Regions from separate parts of the Homo sapiens genome. Here region 1 is linked to region 2. A link is a contact called in ENCODE Hi-C or POLR2A ChIA-PET data. All regions are on one chromosome and are shown on one strand. The core of a region is the stretch at or near the end of the contact, and the rest is flanking DNA. Distances in the headings are between cores, read along the strand shown.

Region 1 (6,484 bases), core at 135-2,634, 35 kb after region 2:
CATATCATATGATTCAATTTACATACAATTTCCAGAATAAACAAAGCTACAGAGACATAAAGTGGATTAGTAATTTCTTAAGACTGGTGAAGATGAGAATGTGGAGGAGAGGGGCATGGCTAATAGCTATCTAGTTAGTTGGGGCTTCTCTTTTTGGTGATGAAAATGTTCTAAACCTGACTGTGATGATGGTTGTACATACCTGAATCTATTAAAAACTATTGAATTACACACTTAAAATGAGTGAATTATGTGCTGTGTAAATTATATATCAATGAAGCTGTTAAAAAATAAGTATGGCCAGGCACAGTGGCTCACGTCTGTAATCCCAGCACTTTGGGAGGCTGAGGTGGGACCATGGCTTGAGGCCAAGAGTTCAAGGACAGCCTGGGCAACATAGGAAGACCCCATCGCTACAAAAATAAAATAAGCCAGCCAGGCATGGTGACGCACACCTGTAGTCCTAGCTACTTAGGAGGCTGAGGTGGGAGGATCTCTTGAGCCCACGAGTTTGAGGTTATAGTGAGCTATGATTGTGCCAATGCATTACACTCTGGGTGACAAGTGAGAACTTGTCTCTAAAAAATAAAATATATATGCAAGTGTAATTGGTTAAGCAAATTAAAAGGAAACTTGGCCATTATCTCCTTTAAGTTCTTCATTTAAGGGTGAGGAAACCAAGTAAAAAGTCCAATATTAGGCAAGCGTCCTACCTACTAATCCCAGTACTCAACAATGTCCTTTGGGACCCAGCTCAGTGCTAGGTATAATGGTAGACCCCCAAAGAGTTTAAACCTAATCAGGCTTTTTGAAGCCAGGAACAATGAAATCCAACAGCCTGTAGACTGGGTTCAGGGGTGGAGCGGACACTAAGAGCTGTGTAGTCAGGCAGGAGGTGAGACCTAGAAGGAAATCCATGGCAGAATGAACTGATGGAGGGTCAGGGAAGAGGTGAGTGAGGGTGCTCCAGGGAAGGGGTACAAGCACTGCCAGGAGCTGTGGGTGGCAGCAAATGGGTTGCAAGGGAAGTGAGGCTCGATGAGCAGGGTCACACTGTCAGATTCTAGAGGTTTAGGAACCAGGCAGGAGATCAGCCCTGACAGGACAGGACACCAAGAAGAGTTCTGTAGCAGGAAAAGGGTGATGAGAGCCATCATGAAGGAAGATTAGCCTGGCTGTGGTGTGCAAAGGACTGAAGTCAGAGGCTAGTGTGCTGCAGTCTACAAATAAATGATCACATCACACAGTAGGGTGGAGGCAACAGGAATGGAGAAAGAGGAAGGAAAGATGAGAGGTCCAGAAAGGGAAAAATAATGAAGACCCAACCATGTCAAGACCGGTGAGAGGGAAAAGGAGAGCCAGGGTGGCTCTGGGCCCAGACTGCCCAAGTTTAAGTCCTTACTAGTGTGCGGCTTTGGTCAAGTTCCTTAAATGCCCTGTACATCAGTTTTCTGAGCAAAGTGGGGATAAAAATAGTGTTTCTGTCAGAGTTCTTGGCATAATTAAATGTGAACAGTGTGAGAACAATGCCTGGCACAAAGTAAGTGCTAGGTACACGTTTGTTAAATAAATACACGTAAATGCATATTAAGATGTCTGTGACCCAGCTTCTAAAGATAAGAGCAGTAAGGAAAAGCCTCATTATCTCCCACCAAAGTTTCCTTTTTCACTCATTTTTTCCCGTTTATTTATCCTAAGGTTCTGGGAAGAATAAAACATGTTCCCTGCCCTTGAGAATGGGCTTTCAAGGAGAAATAAATCAGAAAACAGAGCAATGCCTATTCCCTACCAAGGTCCATGCACAATAAATGGTTGAATGACATGCTTGGTGAGGATCCCAAAGAAGCAAGTGAAAGACCCTGGATCTGTCAGGCTGCTGTTGTGCAAGTCCACCTCTCCTGTGGAGCTCCTGTTTGCAAGGCAGCCAGTGACCCAAGGCCATGCTCAGCTGGCATTCGCCCTTTCACACGGATGTGCTTTCCAGACACTACCTCAGCACCAGCAACCACTGAGCCTCTTCCCTGCCCTGATTCTCAGTAGCTCACCCTCCAGACCCGGCCACGGTATATCCTCACCATGTCTGTCCCCTCACAACTTAAATCAAAGACTCTGAGGCCAAACCTTGAATTGACAATGCTAGCCAAAAAGCTCTGAGCAGGGATGGAAGACTAAAGAGGAGAGGAGGAATCCCTGCCTTTCTTGCATGGGAGGGAGAAACACATTCTGTGATCTTGACCAAAGAGCCCTGTATAATCAGAAATCAGCAGAAGGGGGCCCTGCTCTACCCTCTTCTTCATGTGGTTGTGACAATGTTCCTCTTCTCCTGGCTAGCTCACAGGAGTGCTGGGGATACAGTGCTCTGGGTCTCCATATTTAAAAGAAGTTTAAATTATCATACAAATGCATTGTATTTTTAGTAATTGGACTTGTTTGATCTCATATCTTTTGATAATTACTAAAAATCTCCCTTCAAAGTGATGAAAGATTCAAATGAAGCTAGAATTTAATTTATATTAGGTCTTTGAGATGAGGTTTAAGTAACATTACAGTCCCATTACTAGGAAAACGGGTAAATAAACTGTGTATAGCCATGAAATGGAGTAACGTATTAAGATCTCTAGCTGCTGTCATAGAACAAAATACTTTAAAGTGGTGGGTAAAAACGAAGTTAAGGTACAATATATAGAAGGAGAAGAAGAAGAAGAAGGAGGAGAAGGAGAAGGAGAAGGAGAAAGAGAAGGAGAAGAAGAAGAGGAAGGAGGACGAAGAGGAAGAGTAGGAGGAGAAGAGGAAGCGGAAGAGGGAGGAGGAGGAAGGAGAAAGGAGGAAGAAGGAAGAAGGAGAAGAAGAAAAACTTGAATCATTGGTTTCTACATGCATAAGTCTGAAGGACAGTCCCTGAACTGAGAAATGGGCTCTCCTTCTGGGGAGATGAGCAGGATTGGGGATAGAGGGTCAAGAAAGTCTATTGCTTTAGCTGAATTTCTTAAAGCAAGAATGCATTTATTTATGACTTGGGCAGTTTTTTAAAATAAAAAAAAGGCAATGTTGAATATATGACCATCTATGAGTAAAGTAAACCTGGTTTATAATTTTAAATTCTTCTTCCCTTTATTCTGGTCAAAAGGGAATTCATTTTCCCACTTTTCTGAGATCTGAAAAGATGATAACCTTATCAAATCTTGGGTCTGTGTGATCTTAAAGGACAAGTAAAGAATAAAAAAGTTCAAGTCAAAATTTTAAATGAAGATATTAACAATGAATAAGTAATTTAGAATGTGATGTTCCCAGGAGAATGAATTTTCCTGGATTAATCTGGCTAAACTTTCTTTGAAGTTTGTGGATGATGGCAACACCACTGAAAATGAACTTGAGGCTGTGTTTAAATACTTGCTACAACTAGCTTTTCTGACATCTCTGTACTCACTACTGACACAGTCAATCCACTTAATTAGTTTTGTTGATATCTCCAATTCCCCTATTTACTTTGTGTCCTGAAAAGTCCTTTGAAACCCAAACAGCCTACTCTACCTCTTCAGCTCCATTGGGAAAGGTTACGATCTTAGGATCATTTGAAAGGCAAGGAGGGGGTAGTAAATTTCCACCATCAAGTGGAATGTGGAAATAATCTGGGAATAGATGAATATATTGAATTAATACCAGGAAATTTTCCTTTCTTGGATCTTCATTGTTTTTGCTTGAAAAACTGATTTTTTAGAATTTATAGTCGGGCTAAGAATTAAATACAAAGAATAGAATATATTCTAAAGTAAAATATACATTATATGTATCCTTTATGCTAAGCACAGTACCAGTATGTGGCACACAGTATGTGCTCCATAAATATGTATTGGCTTATTGCATAGGAAAGAGTCACCAGAAAATCTAAATAATGTAGAAATTTAAAAGAAAAAAATCATTTATATTTCTTTCAGCAAAAGTTAAATGAATCCCTACTATGCATGCCATGCTTTGGGCCAGGCATTAGAGAAGTATTATGCACAAAAAATTAGCTGGGTGTGGTGGCAGGTGCCTGTAACCCCAGCTACTCGGGAGGCTGAGGCAGAATCACTTGAACCCAGGGGGCAGAGGTTGCAGTGAGCTGGGATCATGCCACTGCACTCCAGCCTGGGCGACAGAGCAAGACTGTCTCAAGTGAAAAAAAAAAAAAAAAAAAAAAAAGAGAGAAGTATTATGCAAGGCAGGTAAGATTTGGTTCTTGTCACTATGAGTTCATAGCATATAGAATAAAAATAAAGGACAAGTACTCTCTATCACAGCAAATAATCAAAGGTTGTCTATTATTTCTAAACTCAATTTCACATCAAACTTGCTATATTATTACATCTAATCTAAAAGCATCAATTTCTGCCTGTGACCACCCAGTCACATTTTGATTATTTTAACAGCATATTGAGTATGTTTTTTTTTTTTTGAGACAGAGTCTCGCTCTGTTGGCCAGGCTGGAGTGCAGTGGCATGATCTCGACTCACTGCAACCTCTACCTCCCAGGCTGAAGCAATTCTCCTGCCTCAGCCTCCCCAGTAGCTGGGATTACAGGGGTGTGCCACCATGCCCAGCTAATTTTTTTTTTGTATTTTTAGTAGAGACGGGGTTTCACCATGTTGGCCAGGCTGGTCTTGAACTCCTAACCTCAGGTAATCCACCCACCTCGGCCTCCCAAAGTGCTGGGATTATCAGCATGAGCCACCGTGCCCGGCCCATATTCAGTATTAACATTAATCTCAATAAATATTCCCTAGTACCAATATGTGCTAGGCATGAAGGACAATACAACACCAGTTCCATATTCTAAGAATTGGCAAGTTGGAGAAATGAAATAAACCCATTCATTTACAAACAAACCTTACACGACACTCTGATGGACAGTAGAAAAGATTAAGTGGCAAATTACCCCAATAGATCAAATTACTATGGGGATCTGGAGTAGGAGGAGATCCCTTCTAGTTGGTTGGTGTAATAAGGCATTAGACAGGAGATGGGGCTGGCTAAGTCTTAATAGACCAAGCATAGGGATGTAGGACATTCTAGGCAAGTGAGAAATGACACACTACTCCTAATCAAAAGTGCAAAGATGAGCTACTCTGTATGACATATGCAGTGGCAACCAGGCACGGTGGCTCACGCCTGTAATCCCAGCACTTTGGGAGGCTGAGGTGGTGGATCACCTGAGGTCAGGAGTTCAAGACCAGCCTGACCAATATGGTGAAACCCCGTCTCTACTAAATACAAAAAAATTAGCCAGGCGTGGTGCTGTATGCCTGTAATCACAGCTACTTGGGAGGCTGAGGCAGGAGAATGACTTGAACCCAGGAGGCAGAGGTTGCAGGAAGCCAAGATTGCACCATTGCACTCCAGCCTGGGCAACAAGAGCGAAACTTTGTCAAAAAAAGAAAGAAAAGAAAAGAAAAGAGGCATGCAGTGGCCGTGAGCATAAAAGGAGAGAAAACTAGGGAAAGAAGCACTTTAATCGTTTACGGAGCTTCCTTCAGGCCTGTTTATTAACATATTCCAAAAAAAATCACTGCTGTATGTACATATATGCCTTAAGATAAAGAGGAGCAACTGGAAAGAGATACAAGCCCCAAGTACAGTATACTTCCCTGACATTTGTGTTTTTAAAGAGTTCATTTAAAGGGCAATGGCATAATACTAGTATAATTCACATAATGCTAGCTCTGGGCTTTGGACTTTTAACCAAATGTTAAAAATGACTCCTTTTCTCTTGTCTCTGCGTGTGCTTCTCTGACTCGCTTGGCCTGTTTCCATTCTCTTTCTTTTTTCTCTCTCCATCCTTCTTAGTGTAAGTTAAAAAAAAAAAATCAATGCCGCAAGTTATGTTTAAATTCAGCCCACATGACATTTCCTTCGCATTTAATTGCTTCCATACAATTTATATCCGCTAGTCACGCTAGACCCCAGAGTATTAAACATGCTCTTTTACAAAGAAGCTCTTGTCCTGTAATAACCCCCATAATCAAAGTTCAGGAATTATGGGTAAGGCTCAGCCGGCCGATGGGGAAACAAACAGGTTTTTAAATTCATCCAAAGCAGGCTTCAGGCAGGAAGCAAATCAAAGCCGTCACTCTACCACCAGGTTTGAGAGCAAAAACACCGCAGAGGCTAGCTCAAACGAGAGATACTGGCATCTCTGCACATCCAGCAAATCTGATGCCAGATACTTTCTCTTTGGGCTGCCGTGAAGAACCACTAAACAATGCCACTTAAAGACACATGGTTACATTCTCTCTGCTTTCAAGGCAGCCCATTCCAAAAAGATCTAGCAATGGTCTACAAAGACTGCTCTTAAAATGCCTCTAAATGAATAAATCATTCTTCTTTGTTATTCAGAGTAGACTAAGACTAAAATTATCTTGGAAAAAAATATATATATACAGGGTCTCTTTCTGTTGCCCAGGCCAGAGTACGGTGGTGCAATCATAGTTCACTGCAACCCTGAATT
Region 2 (7,100 bases), core at 2,155-4,654:
GAACCCGGGAGGTGGAGGTTGCAGTGAGCAGAGATCACCACATCACTGCACTCCAGCCTGGGCAACATGGTGAGATTCCATCTCTCAAAAAAAAACAAAAACAAAAACAAAAAACCAAGTTCTCCATAAACTGGTATTGTCTTGGGAGACATTATTAGCTCAATGGACTCAAAATTCTTTGTACATAAAATCAAATAGCATATTTCCTTCTATCCTCCAGTTATAACAAAAATTACAGTAAAGGACAGTAAGTGTTCTAAGAGAAGTAGTGAAGTCTGTTCTGAAACTGAAAGTTGTTTGGATGTTTTCCAAAGACAAGCCATCATATTCCTGCCCTGCTCTCTCAGACCTGGCACTGATAACACAACAGCCTTCAGGAATTCATTTTTCTTCTGAATCATTCTCCACTGGGGAATTAGCCCTGGCATTTCTAATTCCCTTGCTGGGCACAAGCAAGCCCTGGCACCACAGCTTTCCCAGAGAAATCCCTCTGTAACCTGTTCCTCTGTCAGTGCACTGATTAAGTTAGAAAAGGTGAGCCCACTTCTCTGTGGCTCGCTGACCTCAGGACATGAGGAACTGTGGATTTGAATACACAAGGCAACAGCCGTAGTGCAGTGGATCTTCTAGTGGACCCGCCACTGGTACACATTTTCTTGACTCTGAGGACAGAGGCTGAAGAGCACTCAGAGCAGTACCTGGTGCCATCACTCAGACTTTGAAGCCATGTTGCATAACAGATAATGATGTGCGCAATGGCGAATCTTGTTTGAAGGTAAGATCTGCCGCTTACTAGCTGTGTGACTTTGGATAAGCTACTGTGCTTCTATTTCTCAGTTTCTACATCTATACAGTGGAGATATTGCACAGTGGTTAAGACGTCTGGAATCAGATTGTGTTCCAATAGTAGCTCCTACACTTTCTACTTAAATTAACTTGGGCAAATTACTTAATCTCTTGGTGCCTCCATTTTCTACCAATATCTATGACACACAAAGACCTTAGAACAAAACCTGGCAGATAGAAAACTATCAATAAATATTAGCTACCATTATGATTAGGACACAATGATCTACTCCATAAAGTTACCCTGAAATTAAAGTTAATAAAGCATGCAAAGCTCTTAACATGGTGCCTAGAACACATAATTGTTTAATAAATGTTAGCTATTGTGATTTGGCTTCACAATAACTGTTAGGTAAACAGTGCCAATATTAGTATTTTATTGATAAGGAAGCCAAGGATCAAAAAGACTCAGTGACTTTCCCTCTGTCGTATGCTGACAACAATGACTTTACTATTCCATGCTCATACTCTTCCTAAAATTCTCTATGCCTTAAGGATCCACTATAAAGAACAGAGAGAAACTAAAATAGGCCAGGAGCCTGTAATCCCAGCACTTTGGAATGCCAAGATGGGTGATAGATTGAGCCTAGAGGTTCGAGACCAGCCTGGGCAACATGGTGAAACCCCAGCTCTACAAAAAAAAAAAAAAAGAAGAAGAAGAAGAAGAAGGAAAAAAAAAAGAAAAAAAGAAAAATTATCTATCTAGGCGTGGCAGCGCACACCTGAAGTCCCAGTGCCTCGAGAGGCTGGGGTGGAAGGATCACCTGAGCTCAAGGGAGGGTGAGGCTGCTGTGAGCTGTGTGAGAGTGAGATCCTGTCTCAAAAAAAAATAAAATAAAGTAAAAAAGATAAACTAAAATAGCATTTGAAGATAGACTCATTAACATCAGCATAAGCATTCTGAAGCTAAGTTTAAAATATAAACTAGTAAATGATGAGACTGGGAAAGATGCTTGGAAGAAAAGCAAGGAGTCCAACCTTGGACACAAGTGCACTTTACTTCGTGCCACTGAAAGTGTAGGCCGAATCCTTTTTTTGTTTGGTTTGCTTGAATCACATTTTAAATGCACAAGAGAGGTCACCCTTTGAAAATTAATTCTGTGCAAATCTTTTTGGAATGATTATTTTTTAAAAGAAATAAGCTCCACCCTTTTATAAATGGGATTGTAGTTAAAGATTTTCTGTATCTGCTTCACTCAAAACAAGCAGCATCTGTACTCAAGTGCATGCCTGCAGGTGAGTGTTGTTGGTTAAGCTCAGGTGAACAGTGAAGGTCCCTGAATATGTGACAGGGCCTAACACAGGTGTTGGTGTTTGACCTACAATGTACCAGAAAAGCCGTAAAGGCAAACCCCCCAATAGATCCTTCACATTACCTGTCTCCTAGCAGCATGTCAAAAATCAGTGCAAACGTAACAGAAGAATGCCAAAGTCAAGAATACAACTGAGAACATCTTGAAGCTACGAATTAGTACTTGCCACCATCCAGCTGTTGGTTGCCTATAGATTATCAAGAATTTTACTTGTATCATTATCTCATTTAATACTCACAATAATCCTGGAAAAATTATTATCCCCATCTTATAAATGAGGAAACTGAGGCTCAAAAGTTTAAAAGACTTGCCTGAAGCTACATAGCTCATAAGTAAAAGAGTAGGAATTTGGACCCAAGTCTGACTGGCACTCAAGCCAAGCACTCTTGAAATTTTCTTTAATCTTCTTTCTAGTGTCTCCTAGTGTCTCCCAAATTGCTTGGATTACAGGCGTGAGCCACTGTGCCTGGCTGGTTTCTGTCTTTTTTCTAATGCATGTTTTTTCCATGGCTGTGACCATATTGTGGAAAATGCTGTATTCCATTTTTTTTTCATTTAACATCATAACAATATTCAAATGCCGTTAAAAACTTTCATCAACATCATAATTTAATTAACAATTCCTTACTGTTAGATATTTATATTTTTCTTTATTCATTACAAATAATGCTTCAACAAACATCCATAAGCATAAGCTTTTCTCAATGTTTTGAGTTATTTCTTTAGGCTAGAGCCCCAGAATCAGTACCACTGGGTCAAAGAGCATGAATGTTTTATCATTTGCTTATTTTTTTTAGAGTGAAAAAAGTACGGCCTTATTACTTGTAAGTCATTATATATGGATTTTTAAATTATTATTTGTACATAAGAACAATTTTAATGATATTTGCACTATCAAATTATCTTTAATTGGCCAACCAATTTTTATGACACACTGACATGTTTGGATTATATCAGTCCATAAGGTAAAGATTCCAAAATGGCAATGACCAAGGTCTACCATAGGCACCTTGGTTAGAAAGTATCACTCTGCATAGTACTGACTTGTAGATGAATAGCTGGATATTGGAAGGAAGATTTGATTCATGAAGGTTAATGGGCTGGGGAAAGCAATGGGTCCAATTAGCAAATGGATTGTTCTTGGACCTTCTGCTAGTCTCAAAAGGATAAGCTTATGGTTCCCATGGCCCATGGCAGAAAACACAGAACAAATAACCAGGTTAAACACTGAAGTTCAAAAGTTGGCCAGTAATGGTTGTCAAGGGCTGTGTCCAGGAAATCCCGCCAGACAGGCACTGTTTGCAAATGGCTGGGAAATATGGTCTGTTGCCATCAAAAACAGATGAAAAGCAGGATTTGGTTAAAAGAGTAAGTCTTTGCGCAAGCAAAACCTTTCCAAAATAAAGAAACAGTGTATAGCTGTTGCCAACTGACCTTGACTGAAAAGAGGGGCCAGTCCTGTACCAATGCTCATTATAACCAGTCTCAAACTACTTAAATGGTGTTGAGTGGAAATAAGACTTAATCAAGTGAAGAACCTGCCAGCTTTGACAGTGGTAATATCCCAAACTAAAATCCTCAAGAGTATCATTAAATCAAAAATTTTTTAAACTTAAAAGTAAAATACACCAAGGCAATAATATCTACTTTAGTATTAAGAGAAACTACAATAATATGAAGGAGGATCCATTAAGTTACATGTTCAAAAACATCAAAATTCCAAGAGTTTGAGACATCTTTAAATAGCGACAAGGTATATAATGGGCCCTTCATCTTCACCTGTTTCACATCCTGGGATTCAACCAACATTGGCCTGAAAATATTCAAAATAAATAATGATAGTACAACAATTTGTAAAAATGAATACAAATAAAAAACAATACAATGATACAGTATAACAACTATTTACATTGCATTTACATTTTATCAGGTATTATAAGTAAATCTAGAGATGATTTAAAGTATAAGAGAGGATGTGTATAGGCTTTATGCAAATATGATGACATTGTCTATAAAGGACTTGAGCGTCGTCAAATTTTTGTATCTTCCAGGGTCCTGGAACCAATCCTTTCCGGACACCAAGGGACAACTGTATATCACACAGTGTAATCAAATGGGGCAAGGGCCTATTAATAATAATCTCTTCAAGTAATGCCATTATTAAGAATCAGTAGCAGTAGCTTTAATTAAGATTCTACCTGTAACACAGTCCCCGATGGGAATATAATTGAGTTAATATATGTAAAGTGCCTGGTACATAGCAAACACTATGAAGTATTAGTTAAGCTAATAAAGTCACAGGGCCAAAAGGGAAAAGAGGAGCCTGACAGCTTCCTCACCCTGATTCTTCTCTGTCCCTCCAAGCACCTCAAGCTGGGACCTCAGTCCTCTGTCCTTGACACTCACTCCACTCACCTGAAGGGGAAGAATAAAATAAAATTGATAATAAGCATTAGTTGTACCTCATGGGCCTGGCACCTTCCTTTATACATTAGTGGAAATAAAGCACCTTCCTCAAGGCAATAGCCACCCTGGGGTACCCATTTGATACATTAAATGAAATCCAAATAAAGTCTTTCCATGAGTCATAAAATTTCCTATTTAAAATTCACATTATCAACTGCTTGACCAATAGAATATGGTAAATATGATGTACCAGTTTCCGGCACCAACTCATGGCTCCTACTTTCTGTTTCATGGAATGCTCACTCTTGGAACCCAGCCACCATGCCATAAGGAAGCTCATGCATTTTGTAGAGAGACCCACTTGGAAAGAAAATGTTGCCTGGCTGACAGTCAACACCAACTTGCTAGTCATGTGGGTGAGCCCCCTTGAAAATTAATCCCTTGTCCCCCAGTCAAGCCACTCCAAATGACACTGCATGAAACAGAGAGAAGCTGTCCCTGTCAAGCAAGCTCTGTTTAAATTTGTGACCAAAATTAATGACTATTTTAACCACCCTCCCAAGTACATTATCTTAGCAAAACATAGACCTATGCTCAGGCTCTAATTATTCAACATTTCCAAATTCAAAAATGTATCAATTTCAAGAGGTAGATGCATATTTTATAATTTTTTATAGTTTTTCTTTCTTTTTGAGACAGAGTCTCACTCTGTTGCCCAGGCTGGAGTGCAATGGAGCCATCTCAGCTCACTGCAACCTCTGCCTCCCAGGTTCAAGCAATACTAGTGCTTCAGCCTCCTGAGTATCTGGGACCACAGGTGACACAGGTGAGCCCCCATACCTGGCTAATTATTGTATTTTTAGTAAAGAGGGGGCTTCACTGTGTTGGCCAGGCTGGTCTGGAACTCCTAACCTCAAGTGATCCACCTGCCTCAGCCTCCCAAAATGCTGGGATTATAGGCATGAGGCACCACACCCAGCCAAGTGGATGCATATTTCAAACAAAGCACCCAAAAATGCCCAGGCATGACCATTTCTCCTTTTCTTGAAACTACAAGGTCAATCCCCTTGGGAACTTCCTAATACTTCTCTAAAAACCAACCTAAAAAACCCAAAACTAATACATCCTCCAATTCTTCAACATGTAAAGTCCTTGTAAACAAAGCTACAATGACCCAGAATATGAAAAAAATTATTTTTTTTTTTTACTTTTTAAAATATTATATAATTCTATTCTTTGGCTACCTTTTAAGGATCCTCCGGTCTACTTGAGAAATAAAACGTGCAGGTTTAAAACACCCAACCGACAATGCTAAAGGCAGTACAGCAAGTAAGCAAGCCATGTAATCATATGGTACAGAGGGAGTGGCTGCCTCAGAACGGAAGAAATTCAACTTGAGCAAAATGTGAGAGATGGGTACATTATGCTTGAAGTTACATTTACCCACAGAGATTTTGCCACACTAGTGGTTGTGGAAAGTCTTATTTCTATCAGATTTTAAACTCCTTTTGAGCCTGGACTACATCTAATTTTCACATTTACCATTAACAACCACAAACCAGGTCCTACTAGAAAAACTACCAATATGCATTTGCAGACACTCAAATAATGCTGGGGGAAAATGAGGAAACAATAAATTTTCCCCCACAGGAGAAAAATGTATCTACGTAGGGCTAAGAGGAAATGTTAAGAAAACCAAAGGCAAAGTTCAGGTAGAATTTTCCGTCTGCAGAGTCATGATATAAGAGGATATTTTAATATCCTTTATATTCTTGAATGAGCATTCACATGTATTTTTGCTAGCAACTATTTTGGAATGAGCTGATGATTTGGATTAAAGAATAAGCAAAGCTATGTGAACAAAGGCAACCCAAGATGGGAAGGCGTTATTGGCAGCAGCGTTCTTTTCACTCTGGACCCTGAGCAACCCTGAAATTCCAGCAGTCACAGGGTCCTAAATACTTGGGGACATTCCGACTCAGTCTCACAGACTGAAAGGTAGAGAGCACAGATCTCAACAGGAACTGAAACTCTAGTGTTGATCATTGCCCTGACACAACTTTAAAGTGGCCACCAAACCCCTCAAATAGCTATTTTCATCCTTGTTTACACTGGCCACACTGACACTCAATTGGTGAGAAAAGGCTTCCCCCCCAACTTTTTTTTGAGACGGAGTCTCACTCTGTTGCCCAGACTGGAGTGCAGTGGCACGATCTCGGCTCACTGCAACCTCTGCTGTCCAGTTTCAAGAGATTCTCCTGCCTCAGCCTCCCGAGTTGCTGGGATTACAGCATCACCACACCCAGCTAATTTTTGTATTTACAGTAGAGACGGGGTTTCACCATGTTGGCCAGGCTGGTCTCGAACTCCTGACCTCAAGTGATCCGCTTGCCTGGGCCTCCCAAAGTGCTGAGATGATAGGCATGAGCCACTGTGCCCGGCCAGAAAAGCCTAATTTTAAAGCCAAAGATAAATAAATAAATAAATAAATAAATAACCAGGCTTCTTTCTACTCTAGGTTTCAACTGTAGAAAT

What was found. A loop is a pair of places that touch in the nucleus more often than their neighbours do. ChIA-PET counts read pairs that join two places held with the same protein, here RNA polymerase II (POLR2A). Pooled maps may share reads with other maps.
Region 1: a pooled map of ovary shows a loop between it and region 2 (1.9-fold over the local background). The contact joins two enhancer-like sites. A Hi-C loop is called at or near these places in 11 of 168 maps with a recorded cell type or tissue (Caco-2, Calu3, GM12878 and 8 more), 15 of 37 single-sample maps with no recorded cell type and 16 of 50 pooled maps. POLR2A ChIA-PET finds 5 or more read pairs at or near these places in 16 of 52 experiments (A673, AG04449, AG04450 and 12 more).

The regions. Positions count from the first base shown.
Region 1 is chr3:149,632,809-149,639,292 of GRCh38, forward strand. The region is part of intron 2 of WWTR1 (WW domain containing transcription regulator 1); the gene reads right to left. Among named protein-coding and RNA genes, the nearest start is that of WWTR1-IT1, 16 kb to the right of the region's middle. Within about 2 kb of position 1,385, at least 3 of the 41 ENCODE cell types and tissues checked have a DNase peak (open chromatin) inside an H3K27ac peak, as active enhancers do; they include endothelial cell of umbilical vein, where a contact is called at or near this core.
Region 2 is chr3:149,595,952-149,603,051 of GRCh38, forward strand. The region is part of intron 2 of WWTR1 (WW domain containing transcription regulator 1); the gene reads right to left. Among named protein-coding and RNA genes, the nearest start is that of WWTR1-IT1, 52 kb to the right of the region's middle. Within about 2 kb of position 3,405, at least 5 of the 41 ENCODE cell types and tissues checked have a DNase peak (open chromatin) inside an H3K27ac peak, as active enhancers do; they include endothelial cell of umbilical vein, where a contact is called at or near this core.